Regions from separate parts of the Homo sapiens genome. Here region 1 is linked to region 2. A link is an interaction called in ENCODE POLR2A ChIA-PET data of the cell type or tissue named here. Cell type or tissue: MCF 10A. All regions are shown on one strand. Each heading gives the region's core, and the rest is flanking DNA. Links, peaks and the distances in the headings are about the cores only.

Region 1 (16,070 bases), core at 4,446-6,945, 360 kb before region 2:
CGCACTTCTCCCACCCTGTTGCAATTGTCTGTTGGCAATTTGTGAGCAACATCCAAGTTTGTCTTGTTCATCACCTGAAACCCAGCGCCTAACATGGTGTTAGACACATAATCTGCACTCCATAAATATTTGTTGAATGACTTTAGTCTGGTTGGCACAGGTATGCTAAGTGAGGAATGGAACAACTATGGCTTTGTTTCTATGGAAGTAACCAAGAGATGCCTGCAATCCCATCAAACATCAGTGTTCACAAGGTACAAGCCTCACCTCAAAGCCCCTCTCCAGCCTCATTTTCCATCGCACCCCACCTTGATGCACATTAAATGCCAGTCAAAACAAACTAATAACCCATCATCCTTGGAATAACTCGTGCACTTCTGATACACTCTGCCTGGAATTTCCTCTTCTAATTTGTTCCTAACTTGACAGCTCAGGCTCAGCTGCCATGTCACCACCTCAGTGAATCCTTCCCAAACTCCCTGAGGGTGATTCCCTCCAGTTTTCCACAGAACTGGGTTCCTATTTCTTTTTTAGAAATTACAGTCCAATGCTATGGGCATTTATCTAGAGTCAGTTTCACCACGCACTCATTTATCAAATAATTACCGATCACCTACCATATATGTCAGGCACTGTGCTCACAGGCACTGGGAACACAGACGCAAACAATACAATTCCTTGCCTAATAAAGCTTACATTATAGTGGAATGAAGAGAATGCATACTTGAGCATTTTACCATGTATCAAGCATTGCTAAGCCCTTTACCCATTTCCTCATTTAATCTTCACGTTATTTGGTGAGAGCGCTATTACTGTTGCCATTTTACAAAGGAGGACAAAAAGGACTGTCCCCTAGAATCTAAGTTCCACGAGGGCAGAGGGCTTGTCTGCCATGTCCACTGCCACCCCCAGTGCCGGGCACATGGCAGTGGTCTGTACACATCAGCGGAGGATATAGGTTAAGCGATTCGCCCAAGGGGGCACACCCGGTGAGGCAGAGCAAGGATGCGTCTAGCCCCACCCTGGGCTTCTAATCTGTACCCTCCACCTGGAGCTTCATGTTGACTCTCCAGGGACTCAGCAGTGCCGAGCGCTCAGCAGGACTCAGTCACAGGCTGGTGAATGAGCTGACAGGCGGACATATGAGTGAGATGCAGACACCATTGGTAACGGTGAAGCCAAAGATCTCCCCCACCTGGAGCCCATCCTTTCTGGAGCATCACTTTCCTTTCCACCCCTTCCTCTCAACAAGGAGAGGTCAGGAAGCCATCTCTCCTAGAGCCCCCGAGACCCCATATCCCGTGGACAACCTTCCGAGGCCCCCACTTCCGGCTGTCACCCCCTCCCCAGGTGTCCCCATTTCCTGGGGTCTCTCGCTCCTCTGGTCCCCACTTCCGGTTATCCTTCCCTCTCAGGGGTCCCTCTCCTCAGCTCCCAGGGCACACGGATGGGCTCGCGGGCACTCACCGGCCCGACTACGGGCGGAGCGCGGGTCAATCGGCGGCGGGAGCCTCGTCCGGCAGCGCACGCAGAACCGACCCGCACTCCCTGCCCGGCCTGCCCGGCCTCTCGCGCCGGAAGTGACGATCCAGGGCGTGGGAGGCGGGGCTCCGCCTAGGAGCGCGCATGTGCGACGCCTCCCCGCGGCGTTGGTGTTCAGTCCCCACCTGGCTGCCGGAGCTCCGAGCTGCGGACCTGGAGTGGCTGGGAGGAGCTGGGGCACCAGCCGCTTGTCAAACCCGGCTTATAGATGGGGAAACTGAGGCTCAGAGAAGGAAGGAAAGAAGCTGCCATTTTCCAAGAACATGCTAACATGTACCTGTTGTTTAACATCCATGATCTCATTAACTCCTCATATTTATGCAATTCCCCTATTTCAGGAAAGGGAAACTGGCAATCAAGGCAGTAAAGGGCTTCAAACCCGGACCTCAGGATTAGCATTCTAGACTTCCCCCCACTATGGCTGCTATCAGGACTAGCTGCTCCAAAAAGGGAGACTCCAAACCAGGGGACATCTGTCTGTCATTAACTGAGTGACCTGGAGCAAGTCCCCATTCCTTCTTGTGCTTCCGTTTCCTTACCTGAAACCTGATTCTTGCTCTGGAGCCTGATTCAATAATTACTTTTTTCCTGCTTTGGGGTTCATTACGTTCCCTCCAGACAAAGGCTTTACTAACTCCCACCCCAGTCCATTAAGATCCGCCCGCAAGTATTTTGTGCAACTGCAACTTTGAGGCAAATCTCCTAGGTCCCTCTGAGGCAGAACCTCTGGTGGTCCAGGAGAACTCTGAGCCTAAAGAAACGACCTTAAACAGTCTTTTCATTTTCCTACCCCAGGGGCAAGAGGAGTCCCAAGAAGATGGGAAGTGACCCATGAGGGCCACAAGAACGTGGCAGTTTCTGCCAGATTGAGGGGCAGGGGGCAGCAGTATGGAGGCGACCTGGGAATCATGAGTTTTGACTCCTGCTCTCAGTTTCATCACTTCTAAGATTGACAGACAAAATATATAACATTCACTACAGTTTGAATTTCAGATAAACATTTAAGCATGTTCCTTTCCAAACACACACACACATACACACAGATAAGTGTGTCCTATGCAACATTTGGGACACATTTATACTTTAAAAATTGTTGTTTATAGGAAATTCAAATATGACTACTGGGCATCCTGGATTTTGTTTTGTTTGCTAAATCTATGTATTATTTTCCTGTTACTGTTACAAGGAATTACTGCAAACTTCATGGATTGAAACAACACAGATATATTCTCTTGCAGTTCTCTAGGTCAAAAGTCTAAAATCAAGGTGTTGGCAAGGCTGCATTCTTTTGGGGATTTGGAGGAAGCATCAGTTCCTTTCCTTTTACAGTTTGTAGAGGCCACCTGCATTCCTTAGCTTATGGCCCCTTCTTCAAATCACCTCAACCTCTGGCTTCTGTTGTCACCTCTACTACTGACTGATCCTCCTGCTTCCCTCTTCTTATAAGGACTCTTGGGATTACATTGGGCTCAGCCAGATAATCCAGGATAATCTTACCATCTCAAGATCCTTACATTAATCACATCTGTGAGATCTTTTAAAACGTAAGGTAAGGCCGGGTGCAGTGGCTCACGCCTGGAATCCCAGCACTTTGGGAGGCTGAAGCAGGTGGATCACTTGAGATCAGGAGTATGATGAGACCACCCCAGCCAACATGGTGAAACCCTGTCTCTACTAAAAATACAAAAATTAGTTGGGCGTGGTGGCACACGCCTGTAATCCGAGGCCCCCACTTCCGGCTGTCACACCCAACTATGCGGGAGCCTGAGGCAGGAGAATCACTTGAACCCAGGAGGCAGAGGTTGCAGTGAGCCGAGATCATGCCACTGCCCTCCAGCCTGGGCGACAGAGCGAGACTCTGTCTCAAAAAGAAAACCCCCCAAAACAGCCGGATGTGGTGGCTCATGCCTATAATCTCAGCACTTTGAGAAGCCAAGGCAGGTGGATCACCTGAGTTCAGGAGTTCGAGACCAGCCTGGCCAACCTGGTGAAACCCTGTCTCTACTAAAAATACAAAAATTAGCCAGGCCTGTAATCCCAGCCACCTGGGAGGCTGCCTGGGCTCAAGCCATTCTCCTGCGCCCTGCCAAATGGCAGCTCTTGTGGCAAAGGGTGAGGGATGACCCTGTCCTAACCAGGCTGTCCTAGGTATTGGAATAAATTCACCCCTCTCCTTAACCCAAACCTAGGACCTACTACTGGTACCTGGAGCCCAGATGGCAATCCTAGATGTTGCCAGCAGGAGAAGAACTTGGTCTCAAGGGCAGGGCAGGGAGAGGATTCAGAGATGCCCCAGAAATCCCTGCCTCTTCCCTCAACTGAGGGCCATTATTTCTTGTTCCTCTTGGTATTACATTTTAGAGAACCAGATTATATCAGGATTAGAACATCTCCGATAAACAATGACAACAAAAAGAGTTTCTGCTTTTTGAATTATATATACCAGGCACTGTGCTTGTATGATCTTAATTTCACCTTACAATGACCCTGTGAACAGCGAGCTAGGATTGTCCCATTTACAGAAGAGGAAACTAAAATCCAGAAAGAGGCCAGGCTTGGTGGCTCATGCCTGTAATCCCAGCAATTTGGGAGGCCAAAGTGGTGGATCACTTGAGGTCAGGAGTTTGAGACCAGCCTGGCCAACATGGTGAAATCCCGTGTCTACTAAAAATACAAACATTAACCAGGCATGGTGGCAGGCGCCTGTAATCCCAGCTACTCTGGAGGCTGAGGCAGGAGAATCACCTGAACCCGGGAGGTGGAGGTTGCAGTCAGTCAAGATTGTGCCATTGCACTCCAGGCCGGGCAACAGAGCGAGACTCCATCTCAAAAAATAATAATAAAATAAAATAATGTAAAATATTCAGAAAGAGAAAGTCTCCTAAGGGCTCAAGATATGAAAGAGAGAGCTAGGTATCAATTCAAGCCTGTATGACACCATGGTCCCAAATTTTACTTTGTCCTAAAGGTCATGTAGCCCTGTCTCTGTTTCTACAGGTTGGGAAAAAGGATCAGAGAAGGACAAAAAATTGCCCAAAGTCACATGATGACTAAGTGTTTGAGCTGGTATTTGATGTCTGTCTTCTCTGCCTTGGACACTCAGAATTTATGGAGTCTGAACAACCTCTTGAAAAGACTCATTTCCTTATGTATAAAATGGGGATATGGCCTTTGTTTAGAGGGGATCCTTGGGAGGATGTCATAGAACGGCATGTGCAGGTCGAGCACGGTGGCTCACATCTGTAACCCCAGCACTGTGGGAGGCTGAGGCGGGCGGATCACTTGAGGCTAGGAGTTTGAGACCAGCCTGGCCAACAGGGTGAAACCCTGTCTCTACTAAAAACACAAAAAAACAAGCTGGGTGTGGTGGCACACGCCTGTAATCCCAGCTACTCAGGAGGCTGAGGCAGGAGAATCGCTTGTACCGGGGGGCAGAGGTTGCAGTAAGCCGAGATCATGCCACTGCACTCCAGCCCGGGCAACAGAGTGAGACTCTGTCTCAAAAAAAAAAAAGAATGGCATGTGCAGAGTTCTGGCACATTGTATCATGAAATGTCTGTTTATCGGTGATGATCACCCCCTCTCAAGCAGAAAGATCACCAGGGGGCGGCTTGCCCTGTGTCTTGGTTTGGAAGGTTTCAAACATCTTGCTCTCCTCGTTTCATCCAGCCTCTGAAGAAAAAAATCTTGACATTGCATTGCATACCTGCTGGAGGAGGCTAGACATGCCTGAGCTGTCTCTGTTCAGGGCCTGTGATTCTGAGCTCAGAAAATCTCCTAGGACCAGCCTTAGTATTGATTCTAAGGTAAGGCTTATTTAGTTTTATTTATTTTCTTTTTATTTTTTTTTGAGATGGAGTCCCACTCTGTCACCCGGGCTGGAGTGCAGTGGCACAATCTCGACTCTGTGCAACCTGTACCCCCTGGGTTCCAGCGATTCTCCTGCCTCAGCTTCCCTAGTAGCTGGGGCTACAGGTGTGTACCACTACGCGCGGCTAATTTTTGTATTTTTAGTAGAGACGGGTTTCACCATGTTGGCCAGGCTAGTCTCAAACTCCTGACCTCAGATGATCTGCCTGCCTCAGCCTCCCAAAGTGCTGGGATTACAGGAGTGAGCCACCGTGCCCTGCCTGGCAAGGCTTATTTAGGATGGCACCACAGTATAGGGCATAATTTCTCAACATTAGCACTATTGACATTTGGAGCTGGAAAAGTCTTTGTTTCGGGGGCATGGGAGAGATGTTGTCCTGTAGGATGTTTAATGTCATTCCTAGGCTTTACCCACTAGATGACAGTAGCACTCCACATTCACAGTGATAAAAACCAAAGGTATCTCCAGACATTGCCAAATACCAGCTGGGAGACAAAGCTGCTCTGAATTAAGAACTAGTGTGGGAGAAAGAATGTTAGGTTCTGGTCAGACAGACCTGAGTCTAAAGCCTGTGTCACTTACCAGCTGTGTAACAATGGAACAGTTATCTGTCTCTCCAACCCTTGGTTTCATCAACCATAAAATCCTATACTAACTGCTACCAGTCACTGAATGCTTTCATTGGTACAGTGATAAGCTCTTTGCATGGATAGTTTCATTTGATTGTCAATAACAGAATCATGGGACCAGGCACGGTGGCTCACGCCTGTAATCCCAGCACTTTGGGAGGCTGAGGCAGGAGGATGACTTGAGGCCAGGATTTCAAGACCAGCCTGGCCAACATGGTGAAACACCATCTCTCCTAAAAATACAAAAATTAGCTGGGTGTGGTGGTGGGTGCCTGTAATCCCAGCTGCTCAGGAGGCAGAAGCAGGAGAATCGTTTGAACCCGGCAGGTGGAGGTTGCAGTGAGCCGAGATCGTGCCATTGCGCTCCAGCCTAAACAACAGAGCAAGACTCCACCTCAAAAAACAAACAAAAAAGCCCCCCACCAAACCCCCCAGAATCCTGTAAAGACACTGACCAGTGGAAATAGGGAGGAAGATGAGGAGGGAGTGGTCCATATCAGGCATCTTCTCTGTACCTTGCATGAAAGCAGGTGACCTCACATGCATCTCTGCGCTGTCACTGGCTGTGTGATCTTGGGCAAATCACATTTCCCCTGGGGCTCAGTTTCCTCATTGGTGAAAATAATACCAGCTGGGGAATTCTGGAAAGATGGAGGCAATAATGCCTAGCATAGATTTGAATATCCCCAAATCCCCAAATAAAAATAGAAAAAAATTCATAAACACATTTACAACAAAACTAAGTGACAAGGCATCTTCATGAACTCCAAAAAACGTGTGGGGACAAATCACCAACAGCTACAAGGCCTGCATGCCATTGGCATCTCTGTGCAGTAGAAACAGAAGGGAAGCAGCAAGGTGTCTGGCGGGCCTGAGACATGGAGAGTGCTAAAATTGCAACATGTATTCACGTGTTGTTGGGAAAACAGCAGCTGAAACTGGAAAGCGTTTGCCAACTCCAGTAGTGGGCGAGTGTAAGGTGTTTGCCACACAACCTAAGGTTTAAAGGAGTTTTTAACCCCTGTGAATTACTGAGTCATTTTAACCAGTAATTATAGCATCTTTCCATTTTATCAGCCCCTGTATCCTTGAAAATGAAAGATTCCAAGTGTGGAAGAAAGGAACTACAGGTGTAATACAGAATAGATTCCATAAACATCCTATAAAACTCTATTTACATTGGATATATCAATGTGAACTCGAAACTATTTTTAAAGGAAATGTATATGCGTGTATTCATATATATAATACCTAGTTCTAGCTATTAAAAAGACTTAAACCATAATCAATCTTGTAGCAATGAGCATATCTTGCACCCAGATAATAGTTTTGATTAATACAAATAAAAAGACTTCTTGAAGAAATTACTCATTCCAGATCTGTAGCAGGAAATATACAAAATAAGCCTGGAATATCTTGTCACGCCAATTAACAAGGAAGCTATCGAAGGCTACCAGGGTCACACCAAAAGGACTTACAAGCCAGCCTGTGGATGAAACAATTTTAGCTGCAACAAAGACAATACTTGCAGTTGATTGAAACTTATCAAATATGTTTAGCCGGGAGTGGCGGCTCACGCCTGTAATGCCAGCACTTTGGGAGGCTGAGGCGGGCGGATCACCTGAGGTCCGGAGTTCGAGACCAGCCTGACCAACATGGAGAAACTCCGTCTCTACTAAAATACAAAAATTAGCCAGGTATGATGGTGGGTGCCTGTAATCCCAGCTACTGGGGAGGCTGAGACAGGAGAATCTGTTGAACACGGTAGACGGTGGTTGCAGTGAGCCAAGAAAGATCATGCCACTGCCTGGGCGGTTGAGCGAGACTCCATCTCAACAAAAAATAAATAAATAAAAATAAAAAGTGGACTCAACTAAACAATAACATCTAGGAATGCACACTCAGATGATTAAGTCATGAAGAAATGCAAGGAAGTAATTAATAGTCGGATTAGTGATTATTTTGGGGGGATGGGCTGTGATTGGTATGGAGTACCTGGTGAGGTGGGGAGGGGAACCCTGAGGTGGCTGAAAAAATTCTGTATTTTGACCGGGGTGGTGGTTACAGGGTGTTTGCCTTGATATAACTCACTAAGCTACAATTTTTTTTTTTTGAGATAGTGTCTCACTTTGTTGCCTGGGGTGGAGTACAGTAGTGTGATCTCAGCTCACTGTGGCCTCAGACCTCCCTAGACTCAAGTAATCCTCCTGCTTCAGCCTCCTGAGTAACTGGGGCTACAGGTACGTGCCAACCATGCCTGGCTAATTTATGTATTTTTCGTAGAGATGGCATTTCAGGTTTTGCCATGTTCCCCAGGTTGGTCTCAAACTCCTGAGCTCAAGTGATCTACTCACCTCGGCTTCTCAAAGTGGTGGGATTACAGGTGTAAGCCACTGCACCTGGCTGCTACAAATTTAATTTGTGTGGTTTTCTGCAACTGTTTTGCTCTATAATATAAAGGTTTTAAAAAATGAGGACAGCAACACTTACTTCACACTATGTGTGTGTGCATATGTGTGTTTACATGTACATATACATGTATCTAAATGTATGGTTTCTGTTAGCACCAGGTATGTAGGTAGATGCTCACTAAATATGACTTCCATGTGAATTTTGTTCAAAACACTGACCCGTGTGATTTCAGCACCATTACCGACATTACTAACTTGTGTGGCTAATTAAAAATAGTTCATGCTTCCCAACTGGGGCAGAGACTGGAAAAATAAAACAAAATAAAAAATCGTTAATGGTTATTAGGTGATACTATGTGCCAGGCACTGTTTCCAGTGCAACTAATCTAATTGAATCCTTATAACTGTATTATGATTATTCCCATTTTACAGAGAAGAAAACTGAGGCTTAGAGACTTTCCCTGTGGCCACACAGGAGGTGGCAGGGCAGCCTGTTTTGTTTTGTATTATTTTGTTTTGAGGCAGCGTCTCACTCTGTGGCCCAGGCTGGAGTGCAGTGGCACAATCTTGGCTCACTGCAACCTCTGCCTCCTGGGTTCAGGCTATTCTCTTGCCTCAGTCTCCTGAGTAGCTGGGATTACAGGGACATGCCACCACGCCCAGCTAATTTTATTTGCATTTTTAGTAGAGATGGGGTTTCGCCATATTGGCCAGGTTGGTCTCGAATTCCTGGCCTCAAGTGAGCCACCCGCCTTGGCCTCCCAAAGTGCTAGGATTACAGGCATGAGCCACCGCACCTGGCCAGTAGCCTGGTTTGGAACCCAGGCAGTCTGGCTTTCAGCTCTGCCCTCTCATCCACTGTAGCATATGTACCATACTGTTTTTTACTTGGTGTCTAGTGCCCCTGTTTGCAATAATAACTCCCCCTTATGGAGTGCCTGCTAATATGTGTGCCATTCTTTGACATTCACTACCCGAATCTCACATCAACCCTGGAAGGTGAAGGTACTTGTTAGTCTGCATTTGGTGGCTAGGAAAACTAGAACTCAGAGAGCTGAAAAACTTGCTCAAAGTAACAGAGTAAGTAAATGGCAGTAAGTGATGGAGGAGGAGTTTGAATTGGGGACGGGGAGGGTTCATACTCTGACCCTTGGGATTCTAAAGAACAAAGTGTCCTATACTCTTAAACAGATGCTCATCTGATGGGTCTGACCCAGTTTGAGGTCATGCGTTGCCCAACCAGTGGTCCGGAGCCTGGCTTGGCTTGAGAAGTGTCCAGACGCAGGCTGGGGGAAGTCAGAGGCTTCGCAAACACCAGACATGTTTGACCCCAATCAGAGGGTCGTGCAAAGCTTGTGACCCCGGGCCTGGGGTTCCCTAAGGAGCGAGAGACTCCTGTTTCTCCATGTGCCAGCCTTGTGCTCACAAGCTGCAGAATCAGGTCCTAGAACGAAGCTGGCCACCTCTCGGGACAGGGTAAAGAGATGCCCATGGGTTGGCTGTGCAGATTTCCCAGAAGTGGGAAGAACCTGGCTGTGTTTTTGTGGTCACACATTGATTTCCTAACCTGAGTCAGCATGGCTGCTTGGAGGTACAGTATGTCCTCTCTGTTCCCAGGGGCCCTGGATCCCAGCCTGGCTGAAGCATTTCCAAAACAGGGCCTGGAATAGTGAGGGAAACGGAAGGGGTGGAGATCCCAAATCCCCTCCGTCAGTACCAGCCACCCACCGTTGTATTAAAAACGCCCAGCATGGACTGAGTTCTTACCAGGTGCCAGGTCCCGTGCTAAGCATGTCATATGTATTCACTTAACTAACCTTACAGAGATGCAATGGAGTAGAGGCTCTTCCATTTAACAAAGGAGTAAACAGACTCAGAGAAGCCACATCACTTGTAAATGGTCCCACGGAGATGGAATTTGCAGGTCTGTGATTGTGGAATTCTGGAGTGTTAGCTCCGCAAATTCACTACTTCACTCAGCCCTCACCACAAACCCCCACCCAGTAAGGTGCTGCCACCCGCAGTAAGGATATGAAAAAACTGAGGCTGGGGGTGGTGGACATGACTTGTAAGATGTTTCTAGAAAGCTCTGCTGTGACAACCAGTAACTGTTTTTTAAAAGCCCAGTCCAACTCTCTGGGCTCGGACCTAGTTCGCGGTGACATGGCCAAACCTACCAAGAAAGTCGGGATCGTCGGTAAATACGGGACCCGCTATGGGGCCTCCCTCTGGAAAATGGTGAAGAAAGTTGAAATCAGCCAGCAGGCCAAGTACACTTGCTCTTTCTGTGGCAAAACCAAGATGAAGAGATGAGCTGCGGGGATCTGGCACTGTGGTTCCCGCGTGAAGACAGTGGCTGGCGGTGCCTGGACATACAATACCACCTCCGCTATCACGGTAAAGTCCGCCATCAGAAGCCTGAAGGAGTTGAAAGACCAGTAGACGCTCCTCTACTCTTTGAGACATCACTGGCCTGTAATAAATGGGTTAATTTACGTAACAACAACAACAACAAAAAAGAGCCCAGTCCAAACCCACAGCTGCTAAAATTTGGCCATGGCTACCCAAAACCCCCACATTTACTATTACCCCTATACCCACCACATTCTCCTAGGATGGGAAGAGGAAGCAAAGAGTTCTTTGGTGACCATCTCCCTGGAAGGGTGGAATGGGGTCATGGGGGCTCTTCCATGAGAGGGGCCACTATATGTAGAGAATAATGTGTGGCCATTATGAGGGGGCCCAGTGGTCTCATGTGGGCATGGACATCTAGAGGCTGAGAGAAACGGGCTGCCTGGCTGAACTGGTGAAGGAGCCAGTGTGGGCGTGCTAAGGTAAGCCACATTCCCAGGACTTTCGGAGTACAGGCTGCTGGCTGGAGTGTTTCCCATGGGCCAGTGTTGGCAGAGAGCACCTACAAGGGGTCCTCTTGGGTCCTGTCCCCTAGAGCCTCCTGGAGGGGCAGAGGTGTGGCAGCAGCAAGAAGCTTGAGTTGGATGTTGGGTTCCTAAGGGCTGACGAAGGACTTGCAAGGGACCCCTATGAGGAGAGATGCATCCCCCAAGGTTAAGAGTGAGAGGGCCCCTGTGACAGTGGCCATCTCCATGGAGCCCACGACAGAAAGGGGCAGCTTGAAGCCAGCCAGGATGGTGGCAGCTCAAGGGAGACCCTTCCTCTCCCCTTGCCATCTCCAACACCCCCCACTGTACCCCACGGGTGGGTGAGGGAAGGAGAGATAGAGAAGGAGTCACCCACACCACCTCCCTGAAGCAGGCCTGAGGGTGAGGGGAGAAGGTTTAAACCCAAATCAAATTGGGAATTTTGGTTAGAAGCTTGACTGGACATTCTCATTTCTAAATTGAGGTTGTGTTTGTGACCTAAAGTGACCATAGAATTGCCTGTTTCCTCAGAACAAGCAGAAGAATAATGGGGAGATTTCACCCAGTGGCAGGGAAAATGTTTCTCTACCAAATACATCTTAGAAAGGACACTGGGAGATACAAATTAAGGTATGCTTTGATTATGTCACAGGCTGGGTTTGTTCAACATGCTGGTCTCAGTGAGAAGGAGGATTCTCCAAAACAAGTCTAGGAAGTGAATGTTCCAGAATGTTCTAGAACTTGATTCATTAGGCAGGCAAGAAGTGTGCCTCTGGGAACCTCTTGAGCCCTTCATGGGCTAGCACACCAACACCATCCCCCCAGATGCTTCAGTTGTTGGCTTCGAATGGCTTACTATTTCCATTTCTACGGAGAACTGCCATCTCAGGAATCACCTCACCCTGGAGTTTATTCCCCTCACCCACAGGGTGGCTGGCAGCCAACAGCTGACTCGTACAGAGGTACACAAAGCCAGCCTTTTTGCTAGACTTTACCTGAGACCACATCTTTTCTTGTTTCCCTCCCTGTCTTGCTTCCCTTCATCCCTTACAGGTTCTTTCCTTTATAAATCACACAGTACCTAATCTTTGCTTCAGGCTCTGTGTCTGAGGAGCTGAAAATGATTTTGGGCATCAGGAGGTGCTTTTGTGACTGGGCTCTTTCACTAGTTCTGAGCTAGGTAATCCATTAGCGAAACTTCTAGATCCTAAATCAAACTACATAGATTCAAATCACAGCACCATTACTTCACTGCTGTGTGACCTTGGCCAATGACTAGTTACTACATCCCAGTTTTCTCATCTGTCATACAGAAGGCAAACACTGACCCACCTCACAGGGCTTTGCAAGGATTCAACATACAAAAGCACCTAGGATAGTGCCTGGCACAATCGATGGTGCCATTGTTATTCCTCCAGGCTAACAGCACTGACTAAGTGCAAAGGAAGTGGCTTTTTGCCATCTAGTTGAGGATGCTGTATCCTGGGGTAAGTGGCCAGATCATAGGATGGCTGTGGTTCAATTGTAATAAAATAATCACCCTTGGCCAGGCTGGTGGCTCACACCTGTAATCCAGCACTTTGGGAGGCCGAAGCAGGTGGATCACCTGACGTCAGGAGTTCGAGACCAGCCTGGCTAACATGGTGAAACCTTGTCTCCACTAAAAATACAAAAATTAGCCAGGCATGGTGGTGCGTGCCTGTAATCCCAGCTACTTGGGAGGCTGAGGCAGGAGAATCACTTGAACCTGGGAGGCGGAGGTTGCAGTGAGCTGAGATTGCAACACTGCACGAGACTCCATCTCAAAAACAACAACAACAACAAAAACCCACCGTTTATGGAACCCCTACTATGTCCCAGTCCCTGTTCTATGTGCTGCATATGTGCTTATGTGCTAGTTCACTCTGTCTTCACTACCTTTCAAAACTGATGTAATTATCTCCTTTCTTTTTTGAGATGGAGTCTCGCTCTGTTGCCAGGCTGGAGTACAGTGGCACGATCTTGACTCACTGCAACCTCCGCCTCCCGGGTTCATGTGATTCTCCTGCCTCAGCCTCCCGAGTAGCTGGGACTACAGGTGCACACCACCATGCCCAGCTAATTTTTGTACTTTCAGTAGAGATGGGGTTTCACCATGTTGGCCAGGATGGTCTCGATCTCTTGACCTCATGATCTGCCTGCCTCAGCCTCCTAAAGTGCTGGGATTACAGGCGTGAGCCACTGCACCCGGCCAATTATCTCCATTTTACACATGAAAACACTGAGGTCCAGACAGTCTAAGAAACCATCTATTAGATCCACAGGTTAAAAAAAATGAGTGCATCTAAAATGACTATAATTAAAAAGGCCAGACTGGGAAGTAGTTTGCAGTTTCTTAAAAAGTTAAACACACACTTATGTGACCAGCAATTGTATTCCTGCATAATGAAAGCGTTTGTCCTCTCAAAGACATGAACATGAGTGTTCATAGCAGTTTTATTTGTAATAGGCAAAAACTGGGGGAAACAATGACATGCCCAGGGGCATGGGTGAAGAAACTATGGCTTCTGTATCTTTCTTTGTTGTTTGTTTGAGACAAAGTGGAGTGCAGTGGTGCGATCACGGCTCACTGCAGCTCGACCTTAGGGCTCAAGCGATTCTCCCACCTCAACCTCCTGAGTAGCTGAGACTACAGACAGGCACATGCCACCATGCCTGGCTAATTTTTTGGTGTTTAGTAGAGACACGGTTTCGCTATGTGGCCCAGGCTGGTCTCAAACTCCTGGGCTCAAGTGATCTGCTCGTCTCAGCCTCCCAAAGTGTTGGGATTACAGGTGTGAGCCACCGTGCTTCACCTGTGAGATCTATTAGGTTGGTGCAAAAGTGATTGCGGTTTTTGCCGTTAAAAGTAATGGCGAAATGGCCAGGCATGGTGGTTCATGCCTGAATGAGAGAAGTCAGACAGAAAGAGTACATATTTGCGGGGCGCAGCGGCTCACGCCTGTAATCCTAGCACTTGGAGAGGCTGAGGTGGGCGGATCACCTGAAGCCAGGAGTTCGAGACTACTAAAAATACAAAAAAAAAAAAAATTAGCCAGGTATGGTAGCGCACGCCTGTGATCCCAGCTACTAAGGCTGAGGCAGGAGAATTGCTTGAACCCCTGGGGGGCAGAGGTTTCAGTGACCCGAGATTTCACCACTGCACTCCAGCCTGGGCAACAGAGAGAGGCTCTGTCTCAAAAAAAAAAAAAAAAAAATTAAGACAGAGTACATATAGCATGATTTCATTTCTATAAAATCCCAGAAAATGTAAAGCCATCTATAGTGAAAGAAAGCAACCTATATTGGTGATGGTTACCTGGGAATGGGGTGGTGGGATGAATGGGGGATGGCTTATAAACGAGCATGAAGCTTTTGGAAGCGATGGAAACACTTGGCATCTTGATTGTGGTGATGGTTCCTTGGGTATGTACATATGTTGAAACTCATCAGATTATTCAATTTAAGTATGTTTAGTTTATTGAACATCATTATATCTCAACAATGCTGTTTATTTTTTATTTTTATTTTTGAGACTGAGTCTCACTTTGTCACCCAGGCACGTTCTTGGCTCACTGCAACCTCCACCTTCTGGGTTCAAATGATTCTCCTGCCTCAGCCTCCCGAGTAGCTGGGATTACAGGTGTGCATCACCACGCCCAGCTAATTTTTGTATTTTTAGTAGAGATGGGGTTTCACCATGTTGGCCACTCTGGTCTCGAACTCCTGACCTCAGGTGACTCGCCTGCCTTGGCCTCCCAAAGTGTTGGAATTATAGACGTGAACCACTGTGTCTGGCGATAATGCTGATTTTTTTTTAAACTAGAGTGGCACAATGAAGATTTGAACCCACGTATGTCTCACTGGACGTATGCCCAGGAACTGGTAAGCTATAAAAAGACCTCCTTTATTGTCTGGAGACATAGAATTAGTCCAAACGGTGTCACCTCCAGGAAGCCTTACTGTCACTTCCATGGAGGACAGTGGCCTGGGCCCACACCACCCTCCTGCCTGTCTTCAGCCTTTGCTAGTGGATCCTTTTCCCACTTCGAAGACTCCCCTTACATCCTCCTCCATGTTGTCCTCCAAATGTGCTGGCTGAGAGCCCAGCGCCTGAATCAGAGGGACCTGGGTTTGAATCCCACCTCTGCCATTGAACACCAGCTGTCTGACCTTGACTGCGTTCCTTTGCTTCTCTGGGCTTCAGATTCCCCATCTGAATAATAATAGAAGCTACCTTGGGATTGCCTCAAGGATCAAATGCGAGAGAGTTCACCTTAAACAATGAGTGGAGGGCCTGGTGTGTAATAAAGCACTCAATAAATGTTAACTATTATTGATCTTCACCTGGGCAGTGGCTGCTGACTGTTTAAGTTTCTCAGCCTTTGAATCAGTTACTTCCGACCCAGCTCTATTTATTGACATGGAAAGATGCCCAAAGCGTACTGCTGAAGGGAAAAAAGCAGGCTACAAAAGAATATATGCCTCACAGGCCATTTTAAAGATCAAAGCTAACAATGACATCTAGCTCCTAGTAGGGTACCTGGGACACAGGAAACTGTCACTGAAAGCTAGCTGTGACTATTAGTAATATGAAAGGATTTTTGTAGTCAGTATGATGCCACATTCAAATATTATGTGAGTTCCTGTGAAACGAGATGATATTTGCAATGTGCTTGCATCAAAGGGAGGTAGAGCTGCGTGTTCCCTTCTGCCTTCC
Region 2 (16,070 bases), core at 1,602-4,101:
AGGTGACAGGATACAGCAGTGAACAAAGCCGGCAATGCTCTTAGGAAGGTCCATCCAGAAGTTCCTGCTCTGTCCAGCCTTGCTGTGACCTGGGTGGGGGGTGTCTCCGAGGCCATGGGGACTCAGGAAGCCTCTCTCCACTGCTCCCAGGTCCCCAACACCATCCTCATCTGCATGGTGATCCTGCTGAACATCGGCCTGGCCATCCTCTTTGTTCACCTCCTGACCTGACCGTCGCTTACCAGGTGCAGCCAGCTGGCTGGAGGAGGGGTTGGGGGGCAGGAGCCCCTGGGGAGTTTTGAGCACCAGGGTGGTGGGAGGAGGGACCTACTCGGTACTTGGATGACAGTCCTGTGACTAATTGAGGCCCACCCACCTGCAGAAGCCAAGACCTAGAGTGTGATTTGATACCAGCGCACACACACACACACACACACACACACACACACACACACACACACTTACTTCATTAGCTTAGTGTTTGCAGAGCACCTGCTCTCTGTCAGGTGAGCACTGAGGGCTTCATTCACTCATTCATTTGGCCAACATGTACTGCTCTGCTGGGAGATGGGGATACAGCAGGGACTCACTCCTGCTCCAAGAATGGGGTGAACATAATGAAAGTAACCCTGAACTTAGAGCTCATTACAGAAAAGTCTTACCGTTCAAACACTGAGCACAACAGGTCTAGACTGAGCTCACCTGGGACGGTGGGACACTCATCTCCGTGCTCCCTTTCTCTCTTCCCCACTTCAGTCTTTAATCCCTTGGCACACCCAGCCTGCTCCTGTTCCTCTGCCCATTGGTTCCCTCTCAGTTTTTTCCCCATGATGGAGCTGGGGGCTGGGGTAAGTTCCCGTGAAGTGGAGTGGGCTGGGCTGGGCTGAAGGAGAGTGGCCCTCACTGCTCTCAAGGTGAAGCATCTACAAGACAAAATCTTCCCCCTGCTGGAACTAGCCTTCACAGCCTCAATCCCATGCTTGGCAATAATAACAGGGTTTCTGCCTTTTCCTCAGGCCCCCTTTTTTGATCCTAGCTTAGTTTGGGCTGGAGGTTCTTAATCAGCCCCAGGAAAGTCTATGCTGTCACCATGTAAACAGTCAATGACAATACCAGCCTGGTAAGTGCTGCCGTAGGGGTGAACACTTGAGCTCTGCAGGTTCCATGTTTCAACAGGGGCTCTGGGAATGCTTCCTGCAGGCACTGATTCCTTTAATGACCTGAAGGGTGAAAAGGAGTGAACCAGATGACAGTGGGGGAGGAAGAGGGAAGAGATGAGTGCAGCAGCAAAGGGAACAGCATGTGTAAATAAACAGGCAGGCAGCCAGGGCCAGGAGAGGCCTCGGGGACCCGTTTGTGACCTGCCGAGTATCAGAATCAAGGGACAGGGCTGTCTGGGGGGATGCAGAGGTGGGATCTTGCCCCAGAGAAGATGAGCCCCAAGGCTTGAGCCCTGCACCTGGCTTGGCGGCCCAGCCTCTGCCCTCCCTCCCTTGCCTGACCCTTTTGCTGTCTCTTTGCAGAGCCAGAAGTTCCTGCTGAGGACATGAGGACCCGTCTTTTTGCAGTGCCAGGCAGGGTGGCCAAAGAGGACTGGACTCTGGACCTGGAGCCCCGTGGTCCAGTTCACATTCACCCCACAAGAGTTTCAGGAGGCCTCCCACGGTGCCTGTGCTGGGTGGCGGTGGTGGTGCCAAGAGGAATGGAATGTCCTGGGCTCCTTCAGGAGCTCTCTACCCAGGGGCAAGGAGAGCCCAGAGAGAAGCGCCCTGGTCTCTTGAGCTTCCTGATCTGCTCCTGTCCCCCGCTCTCCTCCACTCCCTTGCCTTTCCCTAGGTTGTCCCCTCCCTGGGCTTTTGTGTGTTTTGGGAGATGTCACCTAACCAGGACATTGATATTCAATCCCATCCCCCTTCCTCCCACCCTGCCCCACTTTGATTTAATCCTTTGGCTGTGGGCTGAGGCCTCCCAGGGAAGCTGGGTGGGGTGGGTGTTGAGACCCCCTCAGACCAGCACAGAGACCTGTCCTTGTGCAGTCTGCACCCTGCACTCCCTCCCTTGCCTGTAGATGTTCTGGATGACAGTAGAGGAAATGGACAAGGTCAGTTTGAATATCCCAGAACACAGTGCTCTGTCTCCTCCCACCAGTCCAGTTAGCTTCCCTTCTGGACCAATAGACGAGGGGAGACCCCATGGATCCTCTGGCTGGGAAGCCACTGACCAGGTGGCCAGGGGGCAGGGTGGGAAGAGGGGTTAAGGTGCAGTGATGATGGCCTGTTTTGGAGTGTGTCTGAGACTGGGATTGCATTTGGGGTTTCCCGTGTGCTTGGGATGCTAGAGGGTCACCTGCAGGAGGCCTGGGGCCGGCGAGAAATCTCCTGTGATGCCCTGTGAAATGGCTTGTCTCCTCCCCCATCAGGGCCCACCGAAAGCTCAGGGGAGCACAGAAGCCCATGGAAGCCCAGGGAGATGTCCCTGGGGCAGACACTAAGGCAGGTGTTGAAGACAAGCTGCTTGTCAAGAAGCATTTCCCGGCAAGAGAGGGGCAAGTCTGGGGCTCCAACTGGGTACAGCCTGGGTGCAGTTATAAGCCCCTTTGGCTTACTTGGTAGAAGATGGCTACTTGGATGTACCTCACTTAAAGATGTTTTGTACCACACTAGGTCTCTGGGCCCTTGTGCTTCCTGTGGGTGGGGTGAGGGCCAAAGGCTATGGTTTCCTGCCTCCAGGAGAATGGAGAGAAAGGGCTTCCAGGCCCCTCCAAGCCTGGGGAAGGACGTGGCATCCAAGCTGAGCCAGAGGGAACTGCTGCTGTCCTCCCTTCATTTCTGTGGACCTTGGAGGCTTTGGCTTTGTGGCAGGGCCTCCCCAGGCAGCTCTGGGACCTAGGAGTTTGCTTCTGATAGGGTCAGCTTTCCCATTTCCCTTCAATGCTTGGGAACCTTCTCCCTTAGCTTCACACTTGCCGTTTCAAGCCCTGCTGGGACCTTGTGGCTTGGCTGGAATCCAGGACTGTATTTTCATGGAGAAGAACCTGCAGATTCTTCCATCCTCAGCTGGCCATGGCCCACAGCTCTGCATCTGCATCTGAGCTTCTCAAGACTCCTGGAGCATGAGGGGAATGGGGCGGGGCCACTGCTCTGTGCTGACGGGCTCCGTCTCGGAGATTCTTGTCCTGTTTTTTTTCTGTTGTTTTTTTTTGGCTGGTGCTGGGGACAAGCCTGTGCCTGCCAAAGCTCCCAGGCCAAGTTTGGGGGCTGGTGTTTGGGGTTGGGTTTGGGGTTCAGGATGCTGCAGTCTGTGCAATAATAAACCCGCATCTGCTCACGGGCTCTGGCTGGGCTGCAATGTGCTTGTGGGTCCAGGATGAGGGGCTGGCTCAAGGAGGGTGGGTGGGAAGAGGCTGGGGGACGTGGGTCCTTCCCATCTGTGTCCTTGTTCTCACGATCCTTGAGGGGCAGCTGAAGGGCTTCAGTTTGAGTGGGGGCTGAAAGACCATAGAGCTTCTACAGTGGAGTTTCTAAAGCAAACTTCCAGAAACTTCTATGAGTAGATGACAATAGAATCAAGAGCCTGCCCTTTGAGGTGGAGTCCCCCCAGCCTCCAATGCTAGCCCAGCCACTTTCTTCGCTTCTCTGAGCCTCAGTTTTCTCATCTATAAAATGGGGATAATTACAGAGCCTACCTCCTGGTAGTGAGGATTACATTAGATGTTGAGGCTGTAGAAAGCAGTGGAGAAATGGAGACGAGTGTTGTTATCACGCTATGGTGCTGTTAGCTCTGCTACAAGCCCTCTTGCGTTTTGGTAGAGGATCCCAGGGACCCCAAAGGGATGGAGGTGATTCAGATACCAGTTGTTTAGTCAGAATATCTCAATCAGTGGGGGAGCCTGAGGGGATCGCCACATTCCACAGAGGCTTAGAGCAGAGGGACTTGCCCAAGGTCACGCACACAGCAAGTTGGTGGCAGGAAAGCAGTTCTCTTGACTTTTTAGGAATAAGTACTGCCCATGAAGTTACTCTCACAGCCGGTGGTTCCCAGCGAGGGGGTTGGAGAAGAAGGTCCCTCAACCAACAGTAGGCTCGAGTTCAGGCACACCCTGTCCTCAGGAGCCTGGCTCCCCTACCCAACCCAGCCCTATCACTGATGGGCCATGTGCTCCCTCACTCCCTCTTTCTGTGCCTCAGTTTCCTCTTCTGCTGAGGAGACTCTAATCCCTGCCCCATGGTCTTCCTCATAGGCAATGCAGTTGTGAGGCTCAAATGAGATAGATTATGGTGATAAAGAGGTTTTAAGCTGGGCATGGTGGCTCACACCTATAATTCCAGCACGTTAGAGGAGGCTGAGGCAGGTGGATCACTTGAGGTCAGGAGTTTGAGACCAGCCTGGCCAACATGGCAAAACCCCATCTCTACTAAAAAAGAAAATACAAAAATTAGCCAAGTGTGGTGGCGCGTACCTGTAAACCCAGCTAGTTGGGAGACTGAGGCAGGAGAAGCACTTGAACCCTGGAGGCGGAGGTTGCAGTGAGCCAAGATCAAGCCACTGCACTCCAGCCTGGGTGACAGAGCAAGACTCCATCTGGAAAAAAAAAAAAACACAAAAGTTTTCAAAACTCTGGAATGATGCTGGGATTCCAGGAAGGATGGGCTTGGAGGAAGCACAGGAGGGGAGGTGGGAGTGGAAATGGGGAGGGAATTGTTATCTGTAGCCTTTGATAAAAACCCACAGAGGGAAAGCAGGTGGGCAGCCAGCCCAGTTGGCCGGTCTGCAGATGGGGTGTGTCTGTGTGTGTGTGTGTATGTGTGTGTGTTGGATGAGTTGGGGGCAGGGGTGGCTGTATTGAACTCACTTTGGATGGTGTGCAAAGGAGGCGGCTTCCTGAGCCCCAGGTTTGGAGACTCAGAGCCAGGTAGGGTTAGTCGGAGACAGCACCCCCTGTTGGCTCAAGGGTAGGACACAGCCAGGCCGATGCCTCCTCTTCTAATCTTGACCACAGGCAGCTCTAGGAAGTCTGATGGGTCTCCTGCCATGCCCGGAATGCATTTAAGGTGGTTTGTACCATGCATGAACTTAAAAGCAATGCTGGCCCACTGCCTTGAGGTCTCTGCAGGACTCTTCCAGGGCAGTGAAAGGGAGGGGACCTAGGAACCGTGGGAGTCAGATTTGGGATTCGGGCAAGAAGGGAAGTTTCATAATCTGATGGACCCACAGAAGACCTGGCTGTTCTGGGAGAGATGCAGGCCCAGATGATGACCTTTGGAGGTGCCATGCCTGAAAAACTGATATGAAGATGCTCTCCCCCAAATAAGTGACTCAGAATACAAATAATACCTAAACTGTAAAACATAAAACTTGCATGTATGCTGAAATTAAAATAGCTCTTAGGTTCTTGTTTTGTGCAAAACTCTGACTATGCCTATGGAGGCCAGTTCCCACTCCCTCACTCTCTCAGCCTGTCTTGCTGGTACACTCAATGGAGTCAGGTGGCCGTAGGTCAGGCCCTGTGCTAAGCCCTTCACCTCCTGTATGTGGTGGCAGAACAGCTGTGTGGTTCAGAACATGGTTGCTGGTTCAAATCTTGGCTCTGTCCCTTAACATCTAGAACTTTCTTACTTTTCTGGGGGTGATGAATACCATGTTACCTGCCTCTTCAGATAGAAAATATGAACACAGCACTTAGAACAATTCCCAGCATGGTGTGAGCAGATGGTAAATGCACTGCTATTTTCCATTCTTCGCAGTATCTCCATGGTGTAGGTATTCGTCCACCCATTTTGCAGATGAGGAAAATTGAGCCTTGGGGAGATGGAGTGATTGGTTCAAGGTATCACAGAGAGGGAAGGACAGAGCTGGGACTGAAACCCAGAGCTGTGCTCTTTTACAGAACCACACTGCTCCCACCATGAAAGAGTGAGCTTCCCATCACTGCAGATGAGCCAGCTGAGGGGAGATGCTAGTCAACAGGGATGTGGCAGGGGACATTTGTCTATTGGATATTAGTGGATGTGATGATTCAGAATTCCTGAAGGAGTTCAGGGAAGGAAGTTTCCTTCTTCTCTGAAGAAGCTTGAGGAAATAACTCCTTAGGTTGTCAGAGATGGAGGCACTCTAAGATATCAGCTCATCTGGCCCCCTGTTTTTCATATGGGGAAACAGGTCTGGAGAGAGTGTCGTGATTTGTAAGGATCACACAGCAAGTCAGTGACAGAGCCTGGACTGAGCGGGGAGTCATATTTTGTCCACAGACCAACTGCAGGTGAGACCCTCATGTACGGCAACAGATGCCAGGGCACCTCATGTGTCAGAACATTCACCATTCACTCCAGGCTGTCTTGACCAGGTGCCTACATTACAGTCACTTCTTCTTCCTCTTTTCTTTTTTTTTTTTTTTGAGACAGAGTCTCATTCTGTCACCCAGGCTGGAGTGCAATGGTATACAGTCACTTCTTAGTGACCTTTTAAAGCTATTTACATCTTGAGGCTGTAAAGTCAGCAATCTTGAGGCTGTAAAGTCAGCAAAGTCTGAGGGAACAATCTCCCCCTCTCCCTTCAGACCCCAGATACAAGTTTGGGGATCTCCAGGGCCACCATCAGTTCATACTGACTGGCTACAAACAAGGGGGTTCCTATGATTATCCTCATACTCAATAATTCACTAGAAAGACTCACAGAACTCACTGAAAGCTATTCTACTCAAGTCACATTGATTACAAGCAAAGAATGCGAATCAGAACCAGCCAAGGGAAAGGGACATAGGAAGGAATCTGGGAGGGTTCCAAATGCTAAACACCCGTGTCCTCGGTATCTGTTACCTTGCCAGCATTGATAAGTAACAGTATGACAAAGTATGGCCAACCAGGGAAGCTAACCAGTGCTTCAGTGTCCAGAGTTTTTATTGGGACTTCATTATGTAGAGGTGATTGATTGAATCATTTCCCACATGGTTGAACTTAACCTCCATACCCCTCCCCACACCCAAAGGTCAGGCTGACATCACATAGCCCAAAGCCCCAATCTTTTAACCCTGTGGTTGATTTTTCTGGCATGGCCAGCACTCACTATAAGCCATCTGGTTAGCATAAGCTGTGAGTTGTGGTCCCAGGAGCCCACCATGAATAACAAAGACACTCCTGTTAATCAGGATATCCTAAGGGTTTAGAAATTACTTCCTAGGAGCCAGGACAAAAATCAGACCTCTCCCTCAAGGCCCAGTTGCTAACTACACAACCCTGTATCTCTTCCTATCCACAGCTTCTCCACTAGACTGAGTTCCTTAAGAGAGGGGCTATCTGTGATTCATCTCTATATCCATGCATTAGTTAGTGTAAGCTTGGCTGAGGTAATTGACTCCACAGTTTATAATTGCTATACACCATATAAGTTTGTCATAGAATAGCTGTCCCTCATCATAATGATTCAGGGACCCAGGTTTTTTCCATCTGTGGTTCTACATATCCTAGGGCTTTTTTGGTCTCTGCATCTGCCAAAGGAAAAGGAAAGAGAGTATGGAGGATGGAATTTGCTTCCTAAAAACTTTCACCAGGAAAACAGCACACATCACTTCTGCTCATATTCCACTAGCCAGAGCTCAGTTGTTTGGCCTCAACTAGCTTCAAGGGAGGCTGGGAAATACGGACTACATGTGTCCTCAGGGAGAAGAGAAGGATGTGGGTTTTGGTAAACAGACAAGACAGTACAGCCTGTAGTACCATCCCCATTGTCCCACTTAGGTCTCGGGGCAGAGTAGACATTCAGTGAGTGCTTATTGAGGAAATGGATATGGTGGCCATAAGAGGCAGTATGGTTGGGGAGTGGGGATGGGTTGGGGCTTTGGAATTGGACAGACCTAGTTTCTAATCCTGGCTATATCACTTCTTTGCTGTATGTGGAAGATGCCATCACTGATTGGATTCTGCAGGAGCAGACACTGAGAGTCACCTAAGCTGCAAGATGTTTATTAGGGATCAAAACCTGTGAAAGGAAGGAGGAAAATGCAGAACAGGGCAGAGGAAGAAGTCTAACTTGATGCAGGCCTGACAAAGTCCAACCCAGTGGGAGCTCCAGAGCAAGGATTGCTTGTAGAGCATCTCCCATTGGGCTTTTATACCCCTCCCTTGCTCTGTTACTGGGTGATATGGTTTGGCTGTGTTCTCACCCAAATCTCATCTTAAATTCCCACCCACACGTTGTGGGAGGGACCCAGTGGGAGGTAATTGAATCATGGGGGCAAGCCTTTCCCGTGCCGTTCTCGTGGTAGTGAATAAGTCTCATGAGATCGATGATTTTAAAAAGAGGAGTTACTCTGCACAAGTTCCTCTCTTTGCCTGCTGCCATCTAGTAAGATGTGACTTGCTCCTCCTTGTCTTCCACCATGATTGTGAGGCTTCCCTAGCCACTTGGAACTGTGAGTCCCATTAAACCTTTCTTTTATAAATTGCCCAGTCTCAGGTATGTCTTTATCAGCAGCATGAAAACGAACTAATAAACTGGGTATGGGCTGCTCTGGGAAGGGCATGACCTTGGGTGAGACAGCTCTCTGAAGCTGGGGCAGACCCTGAAGGAACTGACAACTGGAAGTTGTCTGCTGACCACACTTCCCACTGCAGAGAAGCAAGTCCTTCTTGAAGGGATAAATGCATGATGCTTCTCTTTCTCTACCACATACCCAACAGCCATTCCTAACCCTGCTCCTATCTCTGCCTCCACTACAGAGGCGTGAGCAAAACTCATGATCAAAACTCATTTCCTAGCTTCCTTTGCATCTAGGAGTAGCCTTGTGATCCAGGAGACGTAATTGTCCACGAAACATAAGGGAAAGCTCACTTGGGGTTTCCTGAGAAAGACTTTCTTCTATGATAAAAGAAGAGATGAAAGCAAACAAAGTCTCTCTTGCTACCTTGGCTTTCCCCCTTATTCTTGCTTTTGGATGCAGGTTGGGGGTCGTGGGTGCTGATGCTTGGAGCTGTGGCAGCCATTTCACAACCATGAAAGGAAGGTCAAGAGAATTGCCAAGATGCCAACCCAGTTGATTCTGAAGCTACTGAATCAACTCTTGAACCATCTACAACCAGACTTCTTGTTAAGTAAACAATAACTGTTCTCAAGATTTAAGCCCCTCTTCATCAGGTTTTTTGTTACTTGGGGCCAAACACATTCTAACTGTTAAAATGTATGATCCAGGGCAGGTTACACAATGTCTCTTAAACTTCATGCTTTTGTTGAGATCTTTCTGACACACCAAAGCTCTTCCCATACCCCAGATGCTTCTCTACACAGGAGGTTTCCTGGCAGAGCATGGGTATGTGTGTGGGAATGGGGGAGTGGTGGATGAGGGGGGTGCAATTAATGTGGCCTTTGTACAGAGCCCATTACAAATGGGTGGGATTGGTTATGTGCACAAGGTGGTTTTTAGGTATGTGGATGAGGGGAAAAGGAGATCCCTGAGCCTCATCAGAAATATAAAAAGAAATTATAACATCATTTGAGATACATGAAAGTTAAGCAGAAAAGGGAGAGTGGAATGAAATTCTCAAAAAAGAAAGCAAGTGTAGTAGTGCAATATTGCTGTGATAATACTGCATGACAAGCAACCCTCACGATAACAACCATTTTTTTTCTTGCTCATAGATCTGTGGGTTGACTGTGTTGGCTCTGCTTCAGGCTAAGGGAAAGGTTCAGGTTTCCTCCAGTTGTTTCTCATGTTGGGACCAGTGCCAACGGAGCATGTTTATCTTACGGTGGATGGCAGAAGTGCAGGAATGAAAGCCTCTGCTCCTATCATGTCTGCTTAGATCCTATTGGCCAAATCAAGTCCCATGCCTGAGCCCAACAACAGTGGTGTGGGGGAAGTAAACTCTTCCAAATCTAGAGGCAGGTACTTACCACAAAAAAGTGGACATATGATTTCTTTTCTTTGAGACAGGGTCTTACTCTGTTGCCCAAGCTGGAGTGCAGTGTTACATCATAGCTCTTTGCAGCCTCAAATTCCTGGGCTCAAACTGTTCTCCCACCTCAGTCTCCCAAAGTGCTGCGATTACAGGCATGAGTCACCACACCTGGCCGTATTATTCTTTTATACGGAGTGAAGAATTGGGAATAAAATCCCAATCTACCACCGCAGGAGAAGTCACAGAGAAAAATACAGTCAGAGGAGGGGGTTCCTATGAGTGTCCAGTCTCCAGCCATGATGACATTATCCCTTCAGACTACCTGATCCTTTTGGGCTGCACTGATACTCACCAAGGACCCTCCCTCCAACTCCACTCATTATTTCATTTCACAAGTTCAGTTTTTTCCCCATGTTCTCTTCTTTCCTCATCTTTTCTTCCCCCCAATCCTATCTAATATCAGCCAGTAGAATTATCTTTCTTAGTATCTACTTGGATTGGGTCCCTATATCCAGGTAGAGACAGTGAGAAAAGCTAGTGATTACTCTTTTCTTAGACATGAACACCTGGACATTCCCCAGTTGGTGGTTTAACTTCTCCCTCTTTGTTCCTCCATTTATTTTTTAAAATATTTAAGGAAGTCAATGACTTACAGAACCTTTCATGGGCACTTGGATTAAAGAGATACAAGAGGCATAGTCCTTATACTCCAGGAAAGAAGACCTGGAATGTCTTACCTGATGGCCTGGCATTAAACATGCCAGGACAGAGGGATGTGCAGGAGGCTGTGAAAATACACAAAAGCATTGTGAGTTTGGAAGAGAGGGAATGGAGAGGACTCTGATTTTACCCCTACCTATCCTTCCAGGATGATTCCTGGCACACAGCTCTCTGTCTCAGACCCGTTAAATACAATTATTAGTGTGGTTATTGTTTATCTGCCTTTGCCAGTAGGCTGTAAACTCCGTGCACTTAGGGATGTGCCTATTTTGTTCATTTTTGTTGTCTTAGTCCTTTTGGGCTTCTGTAACACAATACCACAGCCTGGGTACCTTATAAACAACAATTTATTTCTCATGGTTTGGGAGTCTGAGAAGTCCAAGATCAAGGCACCAACAGATGTGATATCTGGGGAGGGACTGCTTTCTGGCTCTCAGATGGCACCTTCGCTCTGTGTCCTCACATGGTGGAAGGGGCAAGGCAGCTCTCTGTGGCCCCTTTCATAAGGGCACTAATCCCATTAATGAGGGTGAAACCCTCATGACCTAAGCACTCCCAAAAGCCCCACCTCCTAATATTGTCACATTGGCAATGAGGCTTCAACATATGAGTTTGAGGGGGACAGCAGCATTCAAACCATAGCACCTGGATTCCCAGGTTGTTACACAGCTCATTAATGGCTCATAATTGGCACCACTATGTTGTAAAAACTATTTTTTCCTGATTTCAATAAGAGTGAAAAGATCTCAAGGTGGTAGAAGGTAAGTGGCAGTACTTAACTTTCACAGACAAGGTGAGTGCAAGTTCTGTATGGGCAACGTGAACCAATAGCAATCAGAAGGTTTGACATGCAGGGATTTTTACCAGGAGCTAATCAATCCTGGTATCCTTGGGGAGATGAAATAGCTGGACCATCTGCTAAAGTATTACTGGACAAACTGTAGGTTTGATAGGCAAAAGTCTAACTTGAGTCACTGCAAAAGAAAGCCACGGCTTCATACCTAGTTCCCAGACCTAAATAAATTCACAGACCCAGAGAGCCTTGACTACAGAGGATGGACCTCACAATGACACCTTTGTTAGAGGACAAAGGTGTTCTTTCAGTTTTTTGAGGAATCTTCAAGGTGTTTTCCAAAAGGCTGTACTTATTTACATTCCCACCAAGAGTACACAAGGGTTCCCATCTCTTCACATCTTCACCAACACTTGTCACTCATCTGTTTGGTAATAGCCATTCCAACAGGTGTGAGGTGAAATCTCATTATGGTTTTAATGTGCATTTTCCTAATGATTAGAGATGTTGAGTATTTTGTCATGTATCTGTTGGGCAATTGTATCTAATCTTTAGTGAAATGCCTGTTCAGAACCTTTGCTCATTTTTAATTGGGTTATTTGTTTTCCTGCAGTTGAGTTTTTGAATTCCTTATATACTTTGGATATCAGCCCCTTTTCAGATTTATAGTTTGCAAATATTTTCTCTCAATTCATGGATTGTTTCTTCAGTCTGATAATTATTTCCTTTGTTATGTAGCCTGGAAGTTATGTAACCTAGAAGAAATGGATGACTTCCTAGAAGCATGTGACCTACAAAGATTGAATCTTTATGGGAAGTTTAAACATTAGTAATTCAACCTCTTTACTTTTTATAGGTCTACTTAGGTTATCTATTTCTTCTTGAGTCAGTTTTGGTAGTTTGTGTCTTTCTAGGAATTTGTCCTCCTCCACTCTTCTAGTGGACTTCTAGAATACAGATGCGATCATGCAGCTCTGTTGCTTACCTATGCCTTTTTTGGCTCTATATTTTCTGCAGCATTAATCTCCAAAATCAGGGGCAAGCAGTGCAAGGAATGCACAATATTGAATGTGAAAATAGATATTATTAATTTCTACATATGTATTATTGAAAAACAAATATGTTTAATATATTGCTAATATATTGAGAGTCATAATTGTGAATAAGCTTTAAAGGTATACAATTTCTTTCTTTACACTTTTATTTTAGGTTCAGAGGTACACATGTAGATTTGTTATATAGGTAAATTGCATGTCATGGGGGTTTGGTGTAGAGGTCGTTTCATCCCCCGGGTAATAAGCATAGGACCTGATATGTAATTTTTTTATCCTTACCCTCCTCCCAACTTCCACCCTCAGGTAGGCCCCAGCAACTCTTGCCCCCTCCTTTGTGTTCATGTGTATTCAATATTTGGCTCTTACTGATAAGTAAGAACACATGGTATTTGGTTTTCTGTTCCTGTGTTAAGTCTACTTAGATTAATGGCCTCCAGCTCCATCCATGTTGCTGCAAAGAACATAATCTTGTTCTTTTTTTTGGCTGTGTAGTATTCCATGGCATATAGGTATCACATTTTCTTTATCCAGTCTACCACTGATGGGCATTTAAGTTGATTCCATGTCTTTGCTATTGTGGATAGTGCTGCAATGAACATATATGTGCATGTGTCTTTATGGTAGAATGATTTATATATATGCCTTTGGGTATGTATCCAATAATAGGATTGCTGGGTTGAATAGTACTTCTGTTTTAAGTTCTTTGACAAGTCGCCAAACTGCTTTCCACAATGGCTGAACTAATTTACATTCCCACCAGCAGTGTATAAGTATTCTCTTTTCTCTGCAACCTCTCCAGCATCTGTTATTTTTTGACTTTTTAATAATAACCATTCTGATTGGTGTGAAATGGTATCTCATTGTGGTTTTGATTTACATTTCTCTAGTGATTAGTAATGGTGAGCATTTTTTCATATGCTTGCTGGCCATGTGTATGTCTTCTTTTGAAAAATGTTCATATCTTTTGCCCACTTTTTAACGGGGTTGTTTTTTGCTTGTTAATTTGTTTAAGTTCCGTATAGTTTCTGGATATTAGACTTTTGTTGGAGGTATAGTTTGCAGATATTTTCTCCCATTCTGTAGGTTTTCCATTTACTCTGTTGACAATATCTTTTTGCTGTACAGAGCTCTTTAGTTTGATTAGGTCCCATTTGTCAATTTCTGTTTTTGTTGCAATTGTTTTTGGAGTCTTCAACATGAAATCTTTGCGAGAAGCTATGTACAGAATGATATTTCCCAGGTTATCTTCCTGGGTTTTTATAGTTTTAGGTTTTACATTTAAGTCTTTAATCCATCTTGAGTTGATTTTTGTATACAGTGTAAGAAAGGGGTCCAGTTTCAATCTTTTGCATACGATTAGTCAGTTATTCCAGCACCATTTATTCAATAGGGAGTCCTTTCCCCATTACTTATTCTTTTAGTTTTGTGAGTAAACTCTTCTTTTCTTTCCCTCTGAAGTCTTGTCAGATTTTCTCCTAAGATTCAGTCTTCAGAATTTAAACAGAGCATGTGTCTAAGGTGAGTTCTTTAGGAATTAATCCAGTCCTGGAAACAACGTGCTCTTTCGGTGTCAAAATTTGAGACTTCCGGCCAGGTGCAGTGGCTCGTGCCTCTAATCCCAGCACTTTGGGAGGTGGGCAGATCACTTGAGGTCAGGAGTTCGAGACCAGCCTGACCAACATTGTGAAACCCTATCTCTACTAAAAATGTGAAAATTAGCCAGGTGCGGTGGCATATTACAGGTGGTGCACCTGTAAACCCAGCTACTTGGAAATCTGAGGCAGAAGTGCTTGAACCTGGAGGCAGAGGTTGCAGTGAACCGAGATTGCACCACTGCACTCCAGCCTGGGTAACAGAGCAAGACCCTGTCTCAAAAAAAAAAAAAAAAAAATCAGTCTTCAGCTCATTGAACTTATCCTCTCAAATAGGATTAATTGTCCAACTCTTCTAATTCTGTATTTCCCTGCAGCCTGGATTCTCGTGGGGTGTTTTGCACCTGCCTCCTAAATGTCCTCCCTTCCCCTGGTCTACCTGTTCTTTCATCCCTATGAGGAGATGTCCTATCACTTACTATACCATGATTCCCATTTATTCCAGTCCAACTATTGGATATTTCTTTTAATTTTTCAAACATTTTACTTCCAGAAAGTCATCAAACCCAAATTGCATTTTCTTGAAAGTTCTTATTTATTTGTTATTAAAGTTTTCTCATCTCTTCCACTAACTCTTTCACCTTCTTTAGGAGTTAATTGTACAAATTGCCTTTCTTTTTCCTTTTGCTTTTTTATGCCAGGGTAGTTAATAGTGGAGGTAGTGAAAACCAACCACTTAAAAACTAACAAGCAGACACTAAGTCTTTTAAATGCATGATAACATGTAATCCTATCAACGATATAATTAGACAGACACTATCATCATCCCTATTATGCAGATGAGGAAACTGGTGGCCAGAAAATTTACATGATTTACCCCGAGTAATTTACCGTGACTCCAGGGCCCACCCTTTTAACCTCCACCCTCCATCCTCTATCTCTTGGTGGTAGAGAGGGTAATTACCTCCTCTCGTAACTATTTTCCTTTGCTATTCCTGGCCACTAGGTTCTCTGAGCTTTCTTATAGGTCACGACATAAAAGTGTTGATCAGGGCAAACTAGCAGCGAGCAGAACGCCCTGTGAGTGCTTATCTAACAAGCTGGCAACTTGCAAATATATCTAATATTCAGGAAAACTTTGTAGCTGCATTTAAAAACTCTCCCAGCTGCAGAGATTTGAGTCCTGCCTGCTTCAGGTCCATGGTATTGAGCCAAATAACGCCACACTCAGCAGACAGAAGACAGCCCTTTGTGAATATCAGAGGCTGGCAAAACATGGCTGGTGGGCAAAATCTGGCCCGATGTCTGATTTGTTTTTTTTTTTGGTCTTTGAGCTAAGAACAGTTTTTACATATGTATGTATGTATGTATGTATGTATGTATGTATGTATGTATGTATTTTTGAAACAGAGTATCACTCTGTCACCCAGGCTGGAGTGCAGTGGTGGGATCTTGGCTCACTGCAACCTCCAGCTCCCGGGTTCAAGCACTTCTCCTGCCCCAGCCTCCTGAGTAGCTGGGATCACAGGCATGAGTCATCATGCCCAGATAATTTTTGTATTTTTAGTAAAGACAGGGTTTCACCATGTTGGCCAGGCTGGTCTCGAACTCCTGGCCTCAAGTGATCCGCCCACCTTGGCCTCCCAAAGTACTGGGGTTAAAGGCATGAGCCACCATGCCCAGCTGGTTTTTACTGTTTTAAATGGTTAGGGTGGGAAACAAAGGAAGACTAGTTCATGATGTGAAAAATCATGTAAAATTCACATTTCAGTGTTATGAATAAAGTTCTATTGGCCCACAGCTATGCTCATTTAATGATGTATTTTCAACCTTCATATTGACAGATTGAACTGAGGCAGGAGAATAGGGTTTGGACCAGGCAACTTAAGGCCAATGTGTGCTGACTTCCTAAGGCTGGATCAAAAGGGAAACACTTGGGTCTGGGGGCAGGGACTCTAAGACCAATTAACACCCACTTCCAAAAGCTAAGCCAAAAGGAAAAACTCCATCTTGCCATGCT

What was found. Peaks named below come from ENCODE experiments on the same cell type or tissue, not always from the same donor. Only the 100,000 strongest peaks of a DNase experiment are listed, where the experiment ranks them.
Region 1: POLR2A ChIA-PET joins it to region 2 with 5 read pairs; 1 of 35 experiments calls an interaction of 5 or more read pairs at or near these places.

What each region holds. Positions count from the first base shown.
Region 1 is chr20:44,461,389-44,477,458 of GRCh38, reverse strand. It overlaps TTPAL (alpha tocopherol transfer protein like), which reads right to left and starts at 1,585. Exons shown (of 5, transcript NM_001039199.3): 1 at 1,468-1,585. It overlaps LINC01620 (long intergenic non-protein coding RNA 1620), which reads left to right and starts at 12,115. Exons shown (of 3, transcript NR_132343.1): 1 at 12,115-12,294; 2 at 15,177-15,235. It also overlaps the pseudogene RPL37AP1. RefSeq lists a silencer at 1,480-1,609 and an enhancer at 1,700-1,789. In MCF 10A, for the core only: a CTCF peak has its summit at 5,832 (motif pointing right); a DNase peak (open chromatin) is centred at 5,868.
Region 2 is chr20:44,098,957-44,115,026 of GRCh38, reverse strand. It overlaps JPH2 (junctophilin 2), which reads left to right. Exons shown (of 6, transcript NM_020433.5): 5 at 151-245; 6 at 1,524-8,437. The coding sequence ends at 231. Among named protein-coding and RNA genes, the nearest start is that of JPH2, 80 kb to the left of the region's middle. RefSeq lists an enhancer at 3,226-3,739. In MCF 10A, for the core only: no CTCF peak of the experiment used is centred there; a DNase peak (open chromatin) is centred at 3,086.